Linked DNA regions of Homo sapiens: region 2 is linked to region 1. A link is a loop called in an ENCODE intact Hi-C map of the cell type or tissue named here. Cell type or tissue: A673. All regions are shown on one strand. Each heading gives the region's core, and the rest is flanking DNA. Links, peaks and the distances in the headings are about the cores only.

Region 1 (5,384 bases), core at 249-5,248:
ATTACAGGCTTGAGCCACCATGTCCAGCTGGTTTGTCATATTTGTGTTTGAATTTGGCTCTACGTGGATTCTGCGTAAGATTTAAGTGTCTTAGTTGGAAAAAGCCTCTGCATAAATGTGCACTGAGGAATATTTGTAACAAAGCTGGGAGCCAAGTAGGGAACTGGCATAGAGATTCTTCTAGACACATAGGCAAAGGATAGCTACCACAGAAAACGGGCAGATATGTGGGATTAGAGTGAGAGGGGTAATTTAGGCGATGAAATGAGCTGGTCTCTTGTACCACTATATGGCAGGTGAGGCAGATCCCCAAGATGAGGGTAGCGGTGCTTCTAGGAAGGGGAGACCACCACACCCCTGCCCTTTCTTGACAAAGTATACCAAGTGCAGATTACACTAGAGGGAGCCAGGCCGATGCCAAGCTTCCCGCTGGATGATGAAGGCCGTGGAGATGAGGAAGAGACACAGAGAACGAAGATGCCAGAGGGGTTAGAAGTGAGGAGTTTACTGTAGTGGGGCACACAGAGAAAATAATATTTGATGGCAACTGGGCGGCTCTTGGCAAGAGATGACCAGCTTGGAAGTCCCTGCCATTCCTGACCCAAGGGCTGTAGGGATCAGCAGCTCAGGCACACACCTGTAACCCATCCTGCACACTGACTGGGAAGTTCTGGTCTAGTCAACGTCAGAAATACATAGTGAAAAGCCAGGGTCGTGGAGCCCTTTGAGAATCTGATGGAAGTTATGGGCCTTCTCCCCAGAAAGCCCACAAATGTGACACACACATACAATTGTGCTCACTGTTTCAAGGGATTTATGAAAATGCTCATCTACTTCTTTAATTTATTTTTATTTTGAGACAGAGTCTCACTCTGTCACTCAGGCTGGAGTGCAGTGGTGTAATCTTGGCTCACTGCAACCTCCACCTCCCAGGTTCAAGTGATTCTCATGCCTCAGCCTCCCGAGTAGCTAGGATTGCAGGTACACACCTGCAATGCCATCATGCCTGGCTAATTTTTATATTTTTAGTAGAGATGGAGTTTCACCATGTTGACCAGGCTGGTCTTGAACCCCTGGCCTTAAGTGACCTGCCCGCTTCAGCCTCCCAAAGTGCTGGGATTACAGATATGAGCCACTATGCCTGGCCAAAATGCTCATCTAATTTTGGATCTTATGATAAGAACCTTGGTTGGAGATTATTAAAGAAAGGGTGTTGATGAAGAAATGAAGGCCAATTCACTTGAATAAATTCAGCAACTAGGATTTAAAAAGTCCATCTAAAGAAGGAGAGAATCACAGACTCTTAGGGCATTCAAAGGCTCCATAAACCTCTGGCTTTGGAAGTGGTTCAAATGCTAGGGATACCAAGCAGAAAATATCCAGGTCAGGTCATTAGATCCAAACAATCGAGCACATTGCAATGGTTGAGCAGATCGCTCGGCTCCGTGTTGGCTACTTTTTAAAGGTCCTGATGTTAACTTGGTCAGGATAATAATTTGGTAAATAGTCAATGGCACAAGTTTTATTTCTGTATCCCTCCTTCCAAACATTTTTCCCCGGGAGGGACCCTTCTCTAGTTTTCTCGGTATGCATGGCGGAATGGGGAGCGTGTGGTGAGGTGTGCTCTTGCACGGACTTCCAAGATTGACAGTGGCTGCCTGGGTACCTATTGTCTCAAGGACTCTGCCACCCAGTGCATAATCAGTTCTAAGCCACTCATCTTCACTTGCCCATATGCCCCCTGGAAGCACCCGTATTGCTGAAATGACATGTATCGAAAACAACGAGACAGTCAGGGCTCAACGCCTTACCAACTATTTGTGAACCAAAATAATAACCAGATCTCAAAAGACTAAATGGTGGGCGAGGGATGGAGCGTCAGTACTACCTTAGAAAATATGTGACTTGTGTTAGTTGAATCTCAGGTCTGACATCATGTGAAAGTGCTTTCTTTGCAAAATACAGCCTGGGGGGAAATTTTGCCAGTGTCTTGCTCTGGTGAGTTAATATGCATTTAACCAGTTTTATAACAGATTATTTACCAACGGGAACAGAATGCTTTGGCACGGGATGCCTTTGAGAGAGCTATTCTATTGCTCTGGCTAATTCCATATTTCAAAATAATTTCCACATACTCCTGGTGGATGTAGGTTCTCTCAAACTCTTCCCTCTACTGGTGAAATGGGAGAACTGGCAAGTAGGTGAGATTATGTTGCCCTCTGGTGTCTGCCAACCCAAAAGAAAGAACTAGAACTTAGGAAGGCGATGAGATGTAGAAGGAAGGTAGAAGGTGCTCCCCATCGGGAGAAAGATAAAGATGGAGAGGTTGGGGGATGAAGAGGGAGGAAGGGAATGAGCTTGGTGTCCTCTGCCCGTTGGACCTTCTTCTCTTGGGTGAGTGACAGGATTCCAACTACTCTTCCTGTCTGAGGAGGAAAGTGACACCTCCAGGGCTATTTGCCTGATGAGTCTGGGGCCTCTGTGATTTGTGATGGAGAAGTAGGCTCATCGGGGGGGTGGGACCTGGCCATTCTCTGCAGGGAACCGCTGGGGAAATGAGCTGGGTGATGGCCACCCATAGTCCCATCCTTCAGGTTTGGCTGAATAGGAGAATGTCCCTGGGACTGGGAGTGGGAGGGAAATAGCCCTTGTCCTTGGGGGAAACTCTTGGCAGTTATGACATTATTAAAAGTACAGGGATGGTGAAGGGGAATTCGCTGGTTGTCCACTGCAGGGGTCTTCACACCTGGTAGCAGTGGCCATTTTAGACTGTGGCCCTTTGGAGCTCTCTCAAGAACATCATGCCAGGAGGGCAGCCCCAGAGAGCATGATGGAGAGGGGGAATTTCTTCCCCCACAGGGAACTGAGTCCAGCCCTCCACCCTCAGAATGGCAGCTACTGCCTGAGGACCCACCTGTGTCTAGGATGGAGACCAGGATTTTCATTCTCCTTAGGGAAACCCACCAATAACCTCAAATGTACTTCTCATGGCCTAGCCTGGGGCACCCGGCTCCTCCCCTCTGGGCCCGTGTCTGGGCTTTGCCATGTTTGCCAGGCACCCGGGGGAGCAGGGTGTGGTGAGCCCAGCCAGCCTGTTATTACATCTTGTATCATCTTCTGATGTGCCTATCCTGTCATTGACTTTTGATGCCCTACACGAGAGCAGGCATTACATTTTCTTGCCACAAACTATGGCAAGTCTGTGGAAATTGTTGATAATTTTTCTTACAGAAAGACCATTGGCTGGGCATGGTGGCTCACACCTGTAATCCCAGCACTTTGGGACGCCAAGGCAGGCAGATCACCTGAGGTCAGGAGTTTGAGACCAGCCTGGCCAACATGGTGAAACCCCATCTCTACTAAAAATACAAAAATTAGCTGGGCGTGGTGGTGCACGCCTGTAATCCCAGCTACTTGGGAGCCTGTGGCGGGAGAATCGCTTGAACTCGGAAGGCAGAGGTTGCAGGGAGCCAAGATTGCACCATTGTACTCCAGCCTAGGGGTCAAGAGAGAAACTCTGTCTCAAAAAAAAAAAAAAAAAAAAGGGAAAAGAAACAAAAAATTGATGACTATTCATAGAAACTGATGGCAGCTAGGAGTAAAAAGGTGGGCAAATTTGGGCAGAGACACAGGGAGGCAGAGCGCTCCATCTTTGGTCAGGGTTAGTGGAGACCATGGAGCCATGGGAGGAAATCCTTTGGGTGCCTGAGCCCTGTGGGGCTGGGGAGGGGACCTGGTTACCCTGGTTTCCTGGAAGGAGGCTGTGGGGAGGCACAGGACGGGAGTGAAGCTGGGAAAAGGAAGCACCTTCAGCAGCAAGTTTCTTTTGTAGATTATCTTGGGTTTTTCAAATCCTAGTTCAAAAGCCAGTAAAGAGCCATGAGTGTTGGCATGTTTCTGTAGTCCCAGCTACTCGGGAGGCTGAGGAGGGAGGATCACTTAAGCCCAGGTGTTGGAGGCCACTCTGATTGTGCCACTGCACTCCATCCTGGGCAATAGAGGGAGACCCTGCCTTAAAACAAGAACAACCACACACACACACACAAAACCAAAAAACCCAAAGCCAGTAAAGCTGGGATTTCTTTTCTTACTTCCTTTTTTTTTTTTTTTTTTTTTGACAGAGTCTCGCTCTGTTGCCCAGGCTGGAGTGCAGTGGCGAGATCTCGGCTCACTGAAACCTCCGCCTCCCAGGTTCAAGCGATTCTCCTGCCTCACCCTCCCAAGTAGCTGGGATTACAGGTGCCCACCATGCCCAGCTAACTTTTGTTTTTTTAGTAGAGGTGGGGTTTCACCATGTTGGCCAGGCTGGTCTCAAACTCCTTACCTCAAGCGATCTGCCCGCCTTGGCCTTGCAAAGTCTGCTGAAATTACAGGCATGAGCCACTGTGCCCGGCCAAAACTGGGATTTCTGATGTAATCCCCAGGCTGACAGAACTCTTGAGTGAAAGGGGGATAATGGTCTAGCACTTAGCTCCCAGTAAATTCAAAGTATAGTTATTGAATGAATGAATGAATGGAATATTGCAATTGATTTTGTTATTGGTTTTTGACTAGAGGGTATGTATATGGATGGTAAGTAAGAAGAGAAAATGGGAAAACCGATTTTGTTTTAAAAAACTGTATGACCACGTAGGAAACATAGGTTCAGATTATAGTTGTGGAAACTCTGCAAGACTAGGAGATGTAAAAGAAGGTTAGAGTGAGGAAAGAAAGCCAGCAGAATAATTTTCAAAGATAGCTAATTCATGGATCTGTAAATTATTTTATTTAATCTTCATGCAACTGAAACAGAAGCAGGCATAATAATTTTGCAGGCAAGGCAGTACACAGGGGGTCGGGCCAGCACCTCCACCAGGCACTTGCTGATTCCCTCCTTGGTATTTTCCCTACAGGTGAAACCAGCTTAGGCTAGTGACTATGAATGTCCGGCGTTGACTTTTAGGGAAAACACGCTGCAGAAGGACATCCTGCACCCTCCGTGGGGTGGCGGGGGGGGTATGATTCCCCCCATTTGCTGAGGTGCCCGCCAGCTGGGCGATGCCTTTGAACTTCTGGGCTTTGAGTGCCCACGCACCCGGCCACAAGCCACCTTCCCCAGCACTTGCTCCCTCTGAGGAAGCGGCATCTACTCTAGCACGGGCTTTGCCTGTAACCTTTAGTGCTGTTTTCTAGAAAAGGATTTGGTGAGGTTCGTTGTATTCAGACTGGGTTGTTCTTTTAGAAATTGGTCTGTGCTGTCTTCATTTTATTTGCCAAAATATGAGCTACAACGCTACGGACTGATCATTTTACTAAATCTTTCTCCTTCTCCCACTCCTGTCTGTCTTTGTAAGTCAAAGCTATTTTGCATTACGTGAGCAACAAAATGATTTACAAAATGAGAG
Region 2 (5,384 bases), core at 238-5,237, 320 kb before region 1:
TGTGTGCCTGCAATCCCAGCTACTCAGGAGGTGAAGGCAGGAGAATCACCTGAACCCGGGAGGCAGAAGTTGCAGTGAGCAGAGATCGCACCACTGCACTCCAACCTGGGCAACAAGAGTGAAAAGTCTGTCTCAAAAAAAAAAAAAAAGAAAGAAAGAAAGAAAGAAAGTGGAAGAAAAGGCATAAAGGAAGCAAAGCAATCCACGGCCTGCTATTTACACAAAGGGAATGCTCGCAAGTCCAAAATTCACCATTCAAAATGTGGCACTGCAGTGTAACTGTAAATTTTCTTCTAATCCCTTTATTTCCCTAAATTTCTCTAAATATTGTCCTTTATGTAGATACTGTAATAATAATAATAACAGTATTATTATATCCAATGAGGTTGATAATAATATCTAACCTAGAACTAGAAAAAGAGCTTTTTAAATGTAAAGATGTCTGACAGGATGGAATTAAACTATTTTAGAAAACTATCCTCAAAAGCCAGTAGGTATATTATATGCCTCTTAGGCAATGAGGAATACCAGTGATTTCAAACCATGAACAGAAACTTTTGATTTTTCTCCATAAAGAAACCACAGAATCAGTTCTATATAGTCCAGTTTATTTAGCAGTCGAGCAAATGTTCCTATGAAGTACTGATAGGCTTTTTGAAATGTTAATGATTCTGAAAAAAAAAATGAAGAGATGAGGTAGTCAGATAAAATAAGATTTTCTATGGTCTGGTCTTAAATCCAGGACCTATATCAATAAGATAGATTTTTGCAAAGCAAACAACAAAACACACTTAATGATGGGCAAAGCCCAAATAATTTAGACAGTACCAACTACAAACAAGGGTGCAATAAGCCAAACTGCTTTTCAGGTCACTAAAGACCTGCTAAGTTAGACTGTCCCATTTGCAAAGAACACGCTTACTAGTACAAGTGATCACTTCCAGACCAATAAGATATTTCTACATATCACAACTATATGAGCTTTGCCAAATCAAATGCTCTCTAGAGGCAGAAAATAGATCTAAATAATCTTAGTGAGAAAACAGGCCTACAGAAATGTTCGTGTGGCACGATGAGATGCTTGGACTGAGGCGTACAGGAATGCTGAGAAGACGCTGGGATCCCTACAAGCATTGCCTAATTTCTCTCATCTGTACAAATTTCTGTCAAATGTATACAATTACTGATTTGATTATTAAACCTGCAAAGTTATTTAACAATATTGTTAATCCATATAATAGCATGCCCTTACACATTTTCTCAATTAGCAGATACCAAAAATAGTTCTCATGACCGCCAAGAATATTTTTAAAATTAAAAAGTTGCGAGCCAGGGGCGGTGGCTCACGCCTGTAATCCCAGCACTTTGGGAGGCTGAGGCGGGTGGATCACCTGAGGTCAGGAGTTCGAGACCAGCCTGGCCAACATAGTGAAACTCCATCTCTACTAAAAATACAAAAAATTAGCTGGGCGTGATGGCAGGCACCTGTAATCCCAGCTACTAGGGAGGCTGAGGCAGGAGAATCGCTTGAACCTGGAAGGCAGAGGTTGCAGTGAGCGGAGATCGTGCCATTGCACTCCAGCCTGGGCAATGACAGCAAAACTCCATCTTAAAAAAAAAAAAGGAAAGAAAAGAAAAAGAAAAGAAATTAAAAAGTTGGGAAACACTGCCCAAATACAAGTACATGTAAAACAGCCATTAAAAACTCCTCCAGTCTACCTTTTATTCCAATTTAGATCATTCAGTTCTAATTTCCCACATCTATTTTATCTTTCCCATCTAACAAGATTAAGTTGATACCTAACATCTTAGCAAAAGGCAAAAACTTAAAGAACTATGTCACATATGGTATCTTCATTTTAATCCAAATGTTCTTAATTTTAACAAACCACATTCAACTATGTACATATAAATTGACATTAAACTTATATCCAATCTTTAGAATTCTTAAGACAATTCCTTCTTTGAATTAGCCTGTGATCTCATCTTACAAAAGAGTTATGTATAGTTAAGGTCAAATTACTCTTTACAGTCTCCTTTAATAATAGAATTTGGCAATTCAACTGATACATTCTTCCAGAGCAACAAGTAATCAAAATCTAAAACTATTAAAGTATTATTTGCTCTATGGGAATTACTTATTACCTGTTGACTCAACCGTATCTGCTGAAAGACACAGAAATCCTACCAAAGTTAATTTAAGGACTTACCAATTTCCCTTGCAATTCTGACAGCTTCTTCTGCATCCTGTAAAAGCAGGAAATGAGACTCAACATTAATCCCATGAGGCATTGCACAATGTCTTTAGGGCAGTCATATATTGCACTACTGTCTCCTCCGATTCATTTAATGTTCAATTTTACTACCTTCTAACCCTTTTCATTCAGAGAAATGTAAAATTAATACCATAAGTGGAATGTAAATTCTACCTCATCATTATTATATTAAGAAACTCAAAGCAGTTGAAATGAGCTGGCAGGAAGCACTACCAGAATTGCCAATGATTTGGTGCAGTTGCCGGAATTTAATGGCAGAATTTAGATGTTTACAATCAATACTGAATCATAAATCAGGTCATTAAAGCTTGTCCGCAGCCAGCTTGTTTCTGTCCAATATTATGTGTCATGTTTTCCTAGATTCTGTCAGCAGGGGGAGTTGATTCTCTATTGTTTGGGAGTAGTTGATCGATTTTGCAGAAATATGAAAGTTAATTTCCAGTACCTACAGGAATTACGAATTGTTCCAAAAAATCCTTTTGGTAATCTGCATTACCTTTTCTTTTCTATTGTTTCTTTCTTTTTTTTTTTTTTCAGGTACATATTTTATCTCTACAATTGTATCTTGTTACATAAATTAAAAAAAAACTTTAATTTCAACGAACCAACTACTGGAGGAAAAAACTCCAAAAAGCAAAAGAAAGAAAATACCTTCCTAAACAGTAAGGGGTAAAAGTTTATCCATTTAAGGATTAGTTATTGCTAAATATTAACCAATGCCACTTCTACCTCTAAGAAGATGAAAAGACAAAAACTTCCCTTGAATCTAAGTAATTTCACTGATCATTAACCCTCACCTAACACATCCAACACAGGACACTGCTGAATCATTTCCCCAAATAACAATAAAGATAATGTTGAAATCTAAGCCTCCTTCGTGTGTGTGGGTATGTGTGGGGTGTGTGTGTGTGTGTGTGTGTTTGTGTAATTCAGTGACACAAACTAAACTACCACAAAGACTGACAATATTGTTTTGAAACCACAGCTGGTAAGTGTGACTGAATTTTTAGAAAATGACTAAAATGCTGAAGTGAAGCCCAGTGTTTTTTAAGCTTTTAAGCTAATACGTTTAAAATGTAGAGCAACCATGTCAGAATCCTCCGAGAAGGGGGCGGGGGGGGATGTTTATAACTGGTTCACTTATGTCTAATAAAAAAAAATCTTCTTTAAAGTTCTTCAGTACCTAATAACATCCCCTGAATAAGGAGGTTGGCAGGGGAAGTTGTCAGAAAAATTTAATTTCCTTTCATTAGCCAGTCTGCTCCACAAATAGGTGCTTGTTAAGTTCAAAGGGGTCCTGAAAGCGACATCAGTTTTAAGTTGTTTTTTTTTTTTTTTACTCCAAGCAGTCACATCTGCTAATGAGATTTTCCAAATAACAATTGTTTTCAAGTCAGAGATAAATCTATATCTCCCACCCTATGCCTTCCAAAATCAAGGTTTACTGCTTTATTACACGTTGCTGTTTTCGCTGACCCTACATTCTCCAAACTTTAGCTTAAAGGGATGAAAATCCATGAAAAGGGTCATTTAAGAATGTTAGTGGTTTCCACACATTGAGTTGGAAGGTTCTTTGTTCCAGCCAGTGACAGTTATTGGAGAATACTTCCCCTTAATAGCCTCTCTGTCAGGAAGTGTTAAACCTGCCAAATGCGAACAATTAGTGCCTCTTGAACAAAATACAGGAAGAGTGATGGCTGATGAAGACTGGATTATAATAAACCTAGAAGAAAACTTTTAACATTTCTTTCCAACGTGATGAGAGAAAATAAACTGCTATTGTAAAAAGTTCATCACTTGAGAGAACTAACAGGCAAGTTTTAAAAGGTAATTCAAAAATTCATTAGACATATTTTGTCACTTATTTGAATATACATGTTATAGCTGGGTGTGTATGGATACATAAAGCCATATCTATATCTGACACAGCAAATTAAAAATTCCACTGCCACAAATCCAACACTTCTATAGCATGCCACAAAGCAAGCTTATCTTTCAACTTAACAGCATGCTAAGTCTTCTTACTATGAAAATTAGATTCTTCTAAATGAACTTTCAAATAAAATCAAGCTGCCTTAAAAATTAACTTTTCACTTGTCACTCATTCATCCAAAAATACTTTACTGAGGACCTATTATGCACTGGACATTAAAATCTCTATTACTGTTTCAATAATAAACTACTAAATATTATACACTCAGCCCCAATATGGTCTTTGAGAACATGAAGTTTTATTATCAGGCTCTACAAAATTACTTTTGAAGAGATAAAAAGCCCTATATAGCTCCAAATTCAATGGCACTAAGTGACATCACACTGTAAAGGTTGCCTATAACATCATAAGTTTAAAAAACTTTAATCAAACTCTGAATCAACTAAAAAAAGGACCAACAATCATCACAAAAGATTAAATTAAAAGCTCACAGAAAAACAGTTCCAGAAGCACAATATCTGTGCTCAGCCTTGCTCCTAATTACAGAAATACAAATTAAAACAATGAGATCTCACTTTTCCTCTAGCAAATTAAAATCTGATAATGGCCAGGATGACAAAGTTAAATACTTCTCATATTACTGGTGTCATAGAAAATGGGATAATCTTTTTAAAAAGAAATTGTCAGTATCTACCAAAAGTTTGAGGACACGTTATCTTTTGTTCTGAAATTTTACTCCTGGGAAGTCATCCTACAGATATACCCACATGAGTGAACACAGAGAGACATACAAAGAAATTCATTATTTTGAATTCGTTGGTGGTGTTTTAATAAGAAAAAAATTCTGAAAAACAATTTAGTAAGCCTTCAACAAAGGACTGGTACATCCATAAAATGAAATATTAGCCTTTAAAAAGAATGCAGTTGATCTATATGTTCTTATTCAACCACTTATACATTAATTCAATAACTATCTGCCCAGCAACACTACATGAAATACATCTTCTGCCTTCATGGAGCTTATTACAAACTAATGAGAGAAACAGAAAATAAACAAATCAATTGATAACTAAAATAAATGTTACATAGAAACAGAGTACTCAGGCAAGAATACTAGGGAGAACTTGTTTCAGACAGGCTGCTCAGAAAGGGCCCTTCTGGAGTAAAATTTTAAA

Evidence for each region. Hi-C counts contacts between places; a loop is a spot of excess contacts. Peaks named below come from ENCODE experiments on the same cell type or tissue, not always from the same donor. Only the 100,000 strongest peaks of a DNase experiment are listed, where the experiment ranks them.
Region 2: it touches region 1 in a loop (7-fold over the local background); 83 of 110 quality-filtered maps call a loop at or near these places.

What each region holds. Positions count from the first base shown.
Region 1 is chr13:99,913,500-99,918,883 of GRCh38, reverse strand. The region is part of intron 1 of CLYBL-AS3 (CLYBL antisense RNA 3); the gene reads left to right. Among named protein-coding and RNA genes, the nearest start is that of CLYBL-AS3, 41 kb to the left of the region's middle. RefSeq lists enhancers at 4,514-5,013, 5,014-5,384. In A673, for the core only: a CTCF peak has its summit at 2,202 (motif pointing left); a DNase peak (open chromatin) is centred at 2,183.
Region 2 is chr13:100,232,705-100,238,088 of GRCh38, reverse strand. It overlaps PCCA (propionyl-CoA carboxylase subunit alpha), which reads right to left. Exons shown (of 24, transcript NM_000282.4): 8 at 2,211-2,247. Among named protein-coding and RNA genes, the nearest start is that of PCCA, 150 kb to the right of the region's middle. In A673, for the core only: a CTCF peak has its summit at 2,650 (motif pointing right); DNase peaks (open chromatin) are centred at 2,398, 3,148 and 3,888; H3K4me3 peaks cover 1,547 bases; H3K27ac peaks cover 3,826 bases.